Regions from separate parts of the Homo sapiens genome. Here region 2 is linked to region 1. A link is a contact called in ENCODE Hi-C or POLR2A ChIA-PET data. All regions are on one chromosome and are shown on one strand. The core of a region is the stretch at or near the end of the contact, and the rest is flanking DNA. Distances in the headings are between cores, read along the strand shown.

Region 1 (6,471 bases), core at 1,610-4,109:
AATTTCACAACTGTACCTTCTCCCAGATCTTTCTGGAATACCTTTCCCATTTCCTTCATTGTTCATCCGATCAATGTATGAAGATATCATCATTCTAATCAAGATGTTAGTTGTAGGTGCCTTTTCAGTTAAATTGCATGTAACCTTCCTAAATCCTTGGTCCTTGCCTTCAATGTAATTCTACTGTCTTGCTCTTTATGAGTCCAGATGTGAGAGTCATTACCTCACTCATGTACATGGCAAACTCCACTCATGTCAAGTTTTTGGAAATTTAATAATTTAACTGAAGATTTTTGGTTCTAAAGAAGGATCACAGTATTAAGGACTATCTATCTATTTTCTCCTTTTTTTCCTTTTCAGAAAATAATAATTATGCCTTATCTCATATACTTTTGTAGCCTGGTTTCACCTATTATATGGGTCTTCCCCTATACTCTAAGTAGCTTAGAAAAGTATGTATTTTTCTTTAAAATATGGTACTTGCCCAATAAAAATCCTTCTGAATAAGATCTTCTTCAGCTCATTAATTGGCCATAGTTTTTAAAGAGCCCAGAATGATCTAGGCAATATAATAGACACTGATTATATAGCAAGAAAATTGCAGGTCAGGTTTTTGTGTTCATAAAGTTTTAGTGTGTGATCCAAATAGCAATACATAATTGTAAATTAGATATTCAATAGATATTTGGGGTTATGCAAGTGAATATTTTATATTTTAAGCTTAGTTGTATTATTTTAGGGAATTATAGTATATTTGCATTACTGTATTTTACTATTTAAATAGGAAATTCAGTGAACGCTGCCTTGAATCCATGTAAAAAATAAACAAGAAGAAAGAGATGGTCAAGAAATGTATCATTCTTAATTCCTGACGTGTGCAATTTTTCACATTACTTTACTCATTTAAGTAAAATTTCTATTGGAGTATAGTTCCCATGTCATGTTTCTAACCCTTTCTAAGTGCAAGAATCCTTCTGTGTTCTCACATCCCGCTTACTCAGAGTCTGAAGTAAGAAAGTTTTTATACAAACATGGAAACACTCATGGCTTCTACTGTTTCATACATATAGGAATTAAGAAAGTATTTTGCAATGCTCTGAAGGCAATTCTGGTTGTAGACTAGGTCAGCTCGGGCTTCCATGAGGTTCTAAACTCTAAGAAGGGCTAGTTCAGAAAGGATCATTGGAACAAGAGGAAAATTGCATGCTAATGTATTCCAGGAGATGATGAAATCTCTCATCTTATTAATTTGGCAGTGTTGAGTTCCTCTTCTGTAGAATGTAATTTCCTTTCTAAAAGATATGAAGCATCTGTTCCCACTCAGAACCAAATGGAGAATTCTTCATCTACATTAGCAAGTCAGGCCTGCTTAGTGCCCCAACTGTGCTTACTGCTCAGGATGTTCTACTCACGCTGACTGGTTAGTGCATCTGGTGTTTCACATTATTTGTTGGAATTATAAGCACTTATCATCTTCCCAGTTCATTAGGATTAAAAAACTCTGATAAAAGTATATATATAAAATATATGTATTTTTTAATTCAAGAAGATGGCAAATGGATTTTTTCAGTCTTGAAAAATATATAAATATAATATATACATATAACATATATATGTATGTATGCACATATATTTTTGTTTGTTCTCACTCATTCAGCATTGTATGGGTACAACAAGGATACTGCAACCTACAGTGTCCTTATGAAGCTAACATACATGACTATACAAACACAGACCAGTTCTCTAATTCAAAATTTACAGTAAATAAGCACTGATTGTTTTTCTCCCCTCTCCTTTGAGAAGATTCTTGCTCAGAAACAAAACTTGTACTCTCCTAACTAGGTAAAACTAAGCAAATACCCAACTATGTACTTGTTTACTGAAACTGTGTGTCAAACTGTACCTTTTTTTTCTCTTTCATCTGTCTGTCTTTTGAGTTTTTGAATTGTTCAGAAAATTCTTAAGTACTTTTATGTTCACTGTTTTCAGAGGCCCAAGAGTCTTGCATCACAGCAACATGGTTTCTTGCAGGGAAGAATGTGTTTGAATGTCCACACCCCTTGCCATAACCATCTGGTTTGCAGATGATAAATACAAACACTACGTTGTTTCTTTTTTTTCCTCCTCTAAAGATCTGGGAAACAGATTGAACTTAAAATTCTACCCTGGCGATCTCAATATATTAATCTTCATTACCATGTCTAGTTCTTTAAGAATTCCAGTTCTGCAGCTATATATTTTTTAAAGACTGAACACATAATACGTATGATATACCACTTGTAGGATTTTTTTATGTTATTATAATGTCTTCATTTCTTCCTACAGTCTAGTAATATCTTACTCCTTTTTCAAAGTCCAGTTTAAGACCTGTTTCCCCTGTGAAGTCTTTTCTAGTTATTCTAACCTCCACACGTCTCTCTTTCATTGTTTGGAAGACTTCACACCAAAGCAAGGTATATATTTGTTTAAAAGTTTCATGCATGGGCTTAGCTCCCTAATCAGAGTATGAGTTGTTTAATAACAGATTGTTCATATGTTTTGTAATCATAGTATAATGGACACAATGGATATTTAGAACCTAGTTGTCGAATTAATACTTCATTAATGCCATCAAAGAAGCCTCATTCTAATAGAGGATATGAGAGAGACTTTATTAGGATGGGATTAAGTTAGGCAGAAAATTTTACAGTGGGAAATATTGACCTCAGTTACAGGGTTAGAGTAGGCCTTTATACACCTTTTGTCTGAAATAACATTAGAAACAGAAATGGAAAACAGTGCCACCTCTGGGTGACTTCTGTCTGAAATAGAAAACAGTGCCACCTCCAGGTGACCCTAGGCAAGTGGACAGGAGCAAAATAAAAGGCATTCCTTCTTCCAGTAGATACAGCCCCAAGCTAGGGTTCATAGTATGACAAGGAGAGCTTGGATTGAATGTCATTTCCCACTGGCCCCCTCAGTTGGAGTCTTTGTGAAGTGTACAAACTGCAAACAATATACAACAGCCCTCCAAACAGTGATATAGATAATGCAGGCAAGTCAAGGCGGCTTGGTGGCTTATGAAGTAGCTGACACTGCATACTCTGTGTGGCATGAAGCTAGAGGCTAAGCACCTAGAAATTTATTTGTTACACATTAGGAGAGAGATCGAACAATCATGGCTGATGTGGAAAATATTTACTTAAGAATGTAGATTTTTCATTGGTATATAAAAATAATATTTAAGAGAATGAATAGCCCAGAGAATAGTCAAGTAGGTCAAAAAGCAGTTGATGAGATTTGTAAGGTGTGAACAATAACCAGAGTGAAAAAAAAAATGACACAATTCTGAAGGTGAGGACAAAGTTGTTATTGGGCCAGAGTGCGACTGAGGGCAATTGCTGAGGTTTGAGAAAGGTGACACAATTGAAGGGCCATTTAAGAAGAAGTTTCGATAGCTATGTTTAAGATAGATTGCAGGGTAATCATAGTATAAAGAAATCTGAAGGATGTCTGTCCTATTGAAAGCAGAATGAACAGGAATTAATTAAGGTAAAATATGGAGAGAATTTTTTGGTTGACCTTATATAAGAGTGGGCATAAGATAATAAGCATTTAAATTATATTCTTTAGTGGACATTCATTAATATAATGATAATCATTACTTTGAGGCTACCATTTATTGAGTGCTTAATAAGTGCATTCAATTATTAAGTCTATGTATAGTACATTTGTATAAATAATGTTAGATTTTAGTCTAACAAAACACATAAATATTGGTAAATGATATGCACAGATATAAAAAATTTATAATTATGGTGAGCTAGTTGGCTGCAGTATGGAAAATATAATCTATGGTATACATATATCATAAATGTTAAGCATTTATTTTAGAAATAAAAAAACAAGGATTTTCAAGGGAAGTATAGATGTTTAAATATACCTAGTTCGAAGAGTAATCTTGTTTTGCACTAAAATGTATTTTATTATTAAAAACATTTTGTTTAAAATTATTGTCAATCATAACATGAAAACATATAGATTAAACTTTAAATATTTTGGAATAATCTGTATCCATTCCAATGATAACTTATCAAGTCTATACAATGTTAACATTTACATATAATAGGGAAAAATCTAGTTCTTGATTATATCAGATTTATATTATCTCTCACCATAGGCATAGGAAATTCCAGAAAAGAATTTGACATTATTTATAAAATTACTATCCATAAAACATCTTAAATATTTTTCCTTAGTTTGATGAAGCTCAACCTTTAGTCTTTCATCCTTGACATACATTTCGTTATCAAATCATGCAAGCAAAATATGCAGAATTGGATTTCTTCAAGTGAAAAAGAGATGGCTTCACTATTAAACTCTATAAACTCCTTGATCCTATTAAAAGGACGGTTTGCTTAATTTTTTAGGTCAGAATACACCTTAAGAATCTAGAAGAAATTTAACAGTGCATTTCGCTATTTTGAAATAGCATTAGTAAATTTCAAGAATTCGGGGGAAGTTGGGAAATGAGCGTGCTAACTTTAAAACTTGCATTAACTACGTGACCCATGTGACTATATGAACTTATTTTACATTTTTTGGTAAGAGGAAATCTTTAACCGGAGCCATAAATAAATTATCCCAGTCAGATAATTGTATATATTAATATATACTCAGCATAGTCTTTGGTTACAGTAATAGAAAGAATGCATCTGCAAAGATAAGGCTCTGAAAACTGACTTTTCACTGCCTGTGAAATCATTTCGCCCCTGTGAACCCCAATCCCTTTATATGTAATAAGGCAAAATAGGCAAATAATTTCTACCTTGAATAGTCGTGAGCATTTATCAGATAACATCTGAAAACTGCCTTGTATAAAGTAAACACTAGATGGTATTTATTATTATTATTAATGGTAACCTTACGCATATTAATTCACCAATGTTTTTAACTGGTCTACTGCACACTATATTTCCAGCTAACTTCCAAGTCGGCTTCCTTACCAGACCATGGGGAATCCTCAGCTCATATTGCCCAGCCCCATCTCTGCCTGTCAAAGTCCTGCTTCATTTCCCAGAATACCTCACTGAAAGCACATCTCTATTAAAAGGAATACATCTGGCTATTTTATAGTTCCTTTTAATAAAAGAATGCTGATTTTATCATTGAAGTATTTTTAAATCTTAAGTGGGCAAGGTGAAAATTTTAGTATATTTTAGAATAAAATATTTGAATCTAGGTTAATTAACAAGTAATATCTGTGTGGTGCTTAATAGTTTAAAATGCTTTTTTCATGTAATTTATCCATTTCACTTGCAATAAGAATTATTAAAACTAATTTTTAATTTGGAAGAACTGAGCCTTAGAAAAATATATTACTTACTCAAGTTCTCTCTATGGTAATTACTAGAGCTATGTCTTCTGATACTAGAAACTATTTTTCTTAGTATACATTAAGCCTCTACAATGAGAAATAAGATTTAATAAAAAGAAGGGGAGGGGATACAGATAATAACCTAAAAGGGAAATAGTAAGGAAATGTAAAGCTGTAACTATAGCTTTGTACATTTTGAATAAAGATCAACTTCCCTATTCTCTTTCTTCCTTTCTATATATATATGTGCATATACATACATAGATTTTTCTGTATTTTTATTATAAGCTTTGTTGAAGCACAGTGGTGTCTCTTTGTTTAAATTTCTGGTCTATAAACATATCTTTGTTTTATAATATAATGCCAAATGTGCCTCCAGGTTTAAAATGTATTAATATTCAGAAGAGTCCTCTAATCTGCTTAAGACAAGATAAAGGGAAAAAGGCAATGTAGAATCAGAGGGCTGTGTTCTTCATTGAGGCCCTGGGCATGTTTTTTCTGTTTACAATTGCTGGAAAATATTAGTTTTATTTTCTGCCCTATATGGTATCGTATCATGTATGTACATATGTTAAAGTGTGATTATTTTGGTATAAATACATATTTTACACTTTGATTCTTATTTTTATTCTTGATGTTTATAACTGGAGAATTATAGAAATGCTAACCAATTGTATTTTGGACATGATTTAACATCTGGTCACTTTTTTATTTTTTTATTTTTTTGAGATAGAGTCTCTCTGTGTCGCCCAGACTGGAGTGCAGCGGCGCCATCTTGGCTCACTGCAACCTCTGTCTCCTGGATTCAAGTGATTCTTCTGCCTCAGCCTCCTGAGCAGCTGGGACTACAGGTGCGCGCCACCATGCCCAGCTAATTTTTGTATTTTTAGTAGAGACGGGGTGCCACCATATTGGCCAGGCTAGTCTCGAATTCCTGACCTCGTGATCTGCCTGCCTTGGCTTCCCAAAGTGTTGGGGTTACAGGCGTGAGCCACTGCACCCAGCCAACATCTGGTCACTTTTAAAATATACTTTCTAATTTTAGAAGTTTTAAATTTACAAAATAATTGTACCGATAGTACAAAGGGTTCTCAAATAATCTAGACCCAATTTTC
Region 2 (5,859 bases), core at 1,547-4,046, 50 kb after region 1:
TTATATGCCCCATTCTTCACTGTGGTTGTATTGAGTTTTCTCACTAGTGTTGGTAGCTTAAACACTGCTGTAGGTCTCCAGATGTCTCTCCTAGATCTAGAAAGACAGAAATAGGTAGAAAATAACATCAGTTGGGTGGAGGATGGGTGGTCGTGACAGAAAAAAAAAAAAAGATTTTGCATTGGTGTATTTGTACACTGTAAGTAATTGATAACATTGGGTCCTAAGTCTAGGTAGAAGTTGTTGTAGGACCAGACTTCCAGAGTTCCTGGTTAAGATCCAAAGAATCTACTCCCCAACCCTTCTCACTTATTTTCCCTATTTGACTTTGTGATGTGGTCAATTTCCTGTCTTGGTTAGGCCTGAGACAATCAATGTGAATTGGGTATAAGTGTGTGCGTGTTGTGTGTGTGTGTTTGTGTGTGTGTGTATGAAAGAGCGAGAGAGAGAGAGGGAGAAAGGGGGGTAGATTTTTAGGAGGAATCAAGTGAGACAACCCTGGCAGATATCCAAGTAGGAAATCTGTTCCTCTCTTAATCCTAGCAAAGAACTGGTGTGATGGTAAGTGTTTAACAAATCTTTTAATGCCTGCCTACACCGATTTCAAGATATGAAATGATGTATAGCTTTGCATGAAATGATGTATATGAAATGATGGGCATGATGTAACAGAATGCCCATAGGTAGAATGTTTTGCCTCATGTCTCAAGCCTTCTGGGAGCTGCTTAGCTGGACTAAAATTATGGCTGTCACAATATCATAAATAGCATTCCCCCACCCCCACCATTATATTACCATCAAACAGTACGGAAGGCTCACAATGTACAGCATGGTTTCTCACTGTTAACACTATTGATATGTTAGGCCAAATAATTCCATATGCATTGTAGGAAGTTTTGCGGCATTCCTGGTATCTACCCACTAGATGCCAGTTGAAACTGCCATCCCCCATACAATTGTGACAGTTAAAAATGTTTCTTGACATTGCCAAATCCAGGCAAAATAGCTCTGGACTGAGAACTAGTATGTCAGTAGTTCAGTATGAGATACTCCTACAAGACCTTCAGGATTAGCCAATGATTTTCATGACTGTCTCTCATCACACGTCCTCAGTTTTAAGTGTATTGTTCAGATAACTTCATAGTGACAAGCTAGCAAACTGTCAGGAGATGGACCGTCAATGATGTGCTAAGTTCTAGTTGCACATGACACTTAACCACTATTGGTATGTTTCTTGATCTGTAAAATGGGAAATATACTAGATCTTAACATCTATAACATTTATGTGTGTGTGTGTGTGTGTGTGTGTGTGTGTGTGTGTGTGTGTGTGTGTGTGTGTGTGTCAGAGAGAAAGAGAGAGAGAGAGAAACGAGAGAAATGAAGTTCTTTAACAGTTCCCGGTCATTCGTCTTTTCTACTTGTGGATGTTTAAACATCGCCACCTAGTGGCAACCTCAAAGTACTTTTTTATTGTAGATTACTGCGGAGGTATTTGAGTATCTTGGAAATGGAAGGGAATGATAATAAATGTAACATTTACCTTAATATAAGAATTATGTAATTCAGCTCACTTGGAGATATAAAAATAGATACTTTTAATGAGCTCCCAAATTCTAATTTGCTTTTGATATTTACCGGTAAACATTCTTGTGTTCACTTAATTTTAGATAATTTTTATAGACGTTTTTATTAATTTTAATCTTAATCTGTGCAACAGTAAATTTCATAAGCTATTTAGAGGGCATTCCGTGGAGACATATAATGAATCTGAAGTCAATGAAAACAATCTTAGGATCAGACTTTGAAATACGAAGTGTTAATTACAGAAGAATGGAGAAAGTCACAATCTCTTTGGAGGACTAATGAATATTTCTCAAACTTATCTCCACTCCTGTTGACAATAAATATAGTTTTGTGTATGTCTCTTTGGAACTCTCATTGGGAGCAGAGATTATGCATTAGTTCACTTTTTGTATGTAATAATATCTGGTTATTAATTAGCAACTGAGCATTGCAAGAACAGAATCAGAGTTTTCTACACAAGGCTGTATGAATAAACCAGACTATTATTTTGTCTGTGCTGTCATATACATATCCAGTTCATGTTACTCTCATTCATATGATCCAGGAGTCCTAGAGAACAATTGAAATCAGCCTCTGTTGTGTATAATGAAGTGTGAAGTAAATTGTTAGTAGTTTAGGAGTCAGAAAAGTTTTGATTTTTAAAAACTGAGAATAATTTTCTAAGATATCATTTTTAAATATAAGTTTTTCAGGCTAAGTATTCTACTTCTATTTAATAGATAAATTTGCTTGTTTGTCCCACTACTGCAAGAAGTAAATATGTCTATATAAATGTTTAAATATATTAAAATAATTAAATTTCTGAATAGCTATGATGCCACCCTCCCCAAAACCATCATATACAAACTGCCACCTCCACCACCTGAGCTTGTCCTGTGTTTGCTCCCTCTGCACTATCAGCTCCTATTTGAATTGCTTACTGTGGTCCCATAGGTATTCTCATGTTTAAGCATGGGAGTTCTTTTTTTAACTATTAAACTTCATTTACCATATTTCCCTTGATCCCTGCTTATAATTATAAAAAGCATATTGCCTGATGACTTTTTGGTCCTTTCTTTTTGAAGCCTTTCAAGATTCTTTAGGGTTAAGGAGCCAGAAAATACTTAACTAGCCTTGTGGGAATGATGAGGTTAGAGGACGGAGCATTTCCAGAACTGAGGACGTGGCTGTTCCCCAAGCTGCCTTCAGAATGTGGGTTAGGAGAAGGGTGGAATTTGGCAGCTAGAAATCATTGCTCACTTCTCTGAGAACTTAGACTTGGCTGGGTCACAGTGCCTTTGCCTCTAATTTCTCAATGGTCTAGTCTTCCTCTGGGGGTGGGAAGTAAAATAAAGTGTGCCAGGCTTTAAAGTATTAAAGAGGACTGAAAGGTAACAATATAATATGCATGTATTGAGTGTCTAGTATGTACCAGGAACTATGCAAAGCATTAAACAATTAGACAGAAAATCTCTACAAACTCCAATCAAGGGATTCTTGAATTTTGGGGGGAAGGGAGAAGTTAAGCAGACGTATACATAGTTAACTGTAATCCAATGACAATCCACTGTAATTTCAGTGACAGACAAGTGAATTTATAATTGTTGATCAAATACCCTTGCACGGCAAAAACTCAATCAAATAAGGAAGTTCACTTTAGAATACTGTTGAACTGAAAATTTTAAAAATAATTATTCTAAGAATGCTGATTTCTGGGTATTTAACACACCACATAAAATTCTTACCCAGACCACATCCGAATGGTAGAAGTTCAGACCTATGCTGAAATCAGTAGTGACATGGCTGATGAAATTACTCTAAGTGGCTAGATTGCCATGTATTTTTAAAATAATAAACACTCCCTTGCCATTAAGAAGTCTGTGCCTTTAGCTTTCTACTAAGTGTATATTTGGCAGTGGGTTCTAATTTTAACTGGCTTGTTTTCCAGGGCCCTCGTGGACCTCAGGGAATTGATGGAGAACCAGGTGTTCCTGGTCAACCTGGTGCTCCAGGACCTCCTGGACATCCGTCCCACCCAGGACCCGATGGCTTGAGCAGGGTGAGTTGTGTGCATTGTTTGATGTCACGTACAGGTCATGTTTTAAATTATTGATATATTGTTAGGATTTTAAATTGTGTCTGTTCAGATATTGACACTTGACTGTAAGAGCAGTTAAATAAGGTCAACACTGCTATGGACAGTAGAACTAATAAACCCACAGGGAATTGTTGGAAAAATTGGAAGAAGTATTTTCTAAAGTACTGCTTCAAATTGTTTGTATTTCTCAATGTCAGCTCTAGACTCTATGTGCTTTGTTTTTTCTATTGATTCTAAAGAACCACTGCTTTCCCCCTCTTTAAATGAAATGAGAGATTTATCTGTCCTATTCTCTAGGCTCAGAATGCCAAAAAAATCTGCTCCGTATCCTCCACAAGAGAGGATGACACATCCATGATGAGGGATATGAGAAGGCCATTGAGTTGACACTAAAAATGACACCTAATTATTTCTTCAATTTTAGTTTTTTTACTTGAAGTAAAGTCAAACAAAAAGCCTTTCAATACCGACTTCTTTGAATTGTTAATGTCAGACATAGGGGATTTATAAGTACAGGCAAACCATGGAGATATTGTGGGTTCAGTTCCAAACCACCTCAATAAAGTGAAATACTGCAGTAAAGTGAGTTATGTGAATTTTTTTTTGTTTCCCAGTGCATATAAACTTATGTTTTTCCACAATATAGTCTGTTATAAAGTGTGTAATAGCATTATGTCTAAAAAACAAGGTATATTTCTTTATTAAAAATACCTTATTGTTAAAAATTGCTAATAATCATCTGACCTTTCAGCAAGCCATAATCTTTTTGCTGATAGGGTGTTTTGCTTTGATGCTGATAGTTGCTGACTAATAAGGGTGGTATTGCTGAAGCCTGGAATTGCTATGGTAATTTAAAAAATAAGACAACAATGAAGTTTGCCATATCAAAATCCTTTGTTGTCATTTCAACAATCTTCACAGTATCTTCACCAGGAATAGACTGCATCTTGAGAAACGACTTTCTTTGCTCATTCATAAGAAGCAAGTCCTCATCTGTTAAAGTTTTATTATGAGATTACAGTAATTAAGCAACATCTTCAGGCTCTACTTATAATTCTAGTTCTGTTGCTATTGCCATCATATCTGCAATTACTTCCCCCAATGCAGTCTTCAGCCACTAAAATTCATTCATGAAGGTTGGAATCAACTTCTTCCAAACTTCTCTTGAGGCTTATATTTTCACCAATCAATTAAGAATGTTCTTAATGGCACCTAGAATGATAAATCCTTTCCAGAAGATTCTCAATTTACTTTGAACATTATATTCTTAAGTAATAAGATTTAAAAGTTGAAATTTATTTATATCCATGGGCTGCAAAATGGTTTTTGTATTAGCAGGCATGAAAACAACATTAATATCCTTGTATATCTCCATCAGAACTCTTATGTGACCTAGTGCATTGTCACTGAGCAGTAATATTTTGAAAGGAATCCTTTGTTTCTGAGCAATAGGTCTCAATAGTGGGCTTGAAATATTCAGTAAACAATGCTGTAAAGGCTGTAAACAGATGTGCTGTTATCCAGGCCTTGTTGTTCCATTTATAGGGTACAGGCAGAGTTGTTTTATCATAATTCCTAAGGATGCTAGGATTTCCATAATAAGAAATAAACACTGGTCTTAGCTTAAAGTCTCCAGCTGCATTAACCCCTAACAAGAGAATAAGCCTGTTCTTGGAAGCTTTGAAGCCAGGCATGGACTTTTTCTCTCTAAACATGAAAGTCCTAGATGGCATCTTCTTCCAACAGAAGGCTGTTTTGTGTACATTGAAAGTCTATTGTTGAGTGTAGCCACGTTCATCAATGATGCTAACTTGATCTTCTGGATAACTTGCTGCAGTGTCTACATCAGCATTTGCTGCTTCACTTTGCATTTTTATATTATGGAGATGGCTTCTTTCCTTTAACCTCATAAACCAACATTTTCTAGCTTCCAACTTTTCTTCTGCCACTTCCTTGCTTCTTTCAGCCTTCACAGAATTGAAGAGGGTTAGGGCCTTGCTCTAGATTCGATTTTGGGTAAGATAATGTTGTGGTTGGTTTGATCTTCTATCCAGACTACTAAACCTTTCTCCATATTAGCATTAAGGCTGTTTTACTTTCTTATTATTTGTGTGTTTACTGAAGTAGTGCTTCTAATTTTTTAAGAACTTTTCCTTTGCATTCATAAGTTGGATGACTGTTTGCTGCAAGAGGTCTAG

Evidence for each region. A loop is a pair of places that touch in the nucleus more often than their neighbours do. ChIA-PET counts read pairs that join two places held with the same protein, here RNA polymerase II (POLR2A). Pooled maps may share reads with other maps.
Region 2: a loop to region 1 is called in a map of CD8-positive, alpha-beta T cell, with 12 times the contacts of the local background. The contact joins two enhancer-like sites. A Hi-C loop is called at or near these places in 8 of 168 maps with a recorded cell type or tissue (CD4-positive, alpha-beta memory T cell, CD8-positive, alpha-beta T cell, Caco-2 and 5 more), 13 of 37 single-sample maps with no recorded cell type and 14 of 50 pooled maps. POLR2A ChIA-PET finds 5 or more read pairs at or near these places in 1 of 52 experiments (Panc1).

The regions. Positions count from the first base shown.
Region 1 is chr2:189,139,684-189,146,154 of GRCh38, reverse strand. All of the region lies in intron 1 of COL5A2 (collagen type V alpha 2 chain), which reads left to right. Among named protein-coding and RNA genes, the nearest start is that of MIR3129, 9.8 kb to the right of the region's middle. Within about 2 kb of position 2,859, at least 3 of the 41 ENCODE cell types and tissues checked have a DNase peak (open chromatin) inside an H3K27ac peak, as active enhancers do.
Region 2 is chr2:189,090,073-189,095,931 of GRCh38, reverse strand. It overlaps COL5A2 (collagen type V alpha 2 chain), which reads left to right. Exons shown (of 54, transcript NM_000393.5): 7 at 3,512-3,622. Among named protein-coding and RNA genes, the nearest start is that of MIR3129, 40 kb to the left of the region's middle. Within about 2 kb of position 2,796, at least 7 of the 41 ENCODE cell types and tissues checked have a DNase peak (open chromatin) inside an H3K27ac peak, as active enhancers do.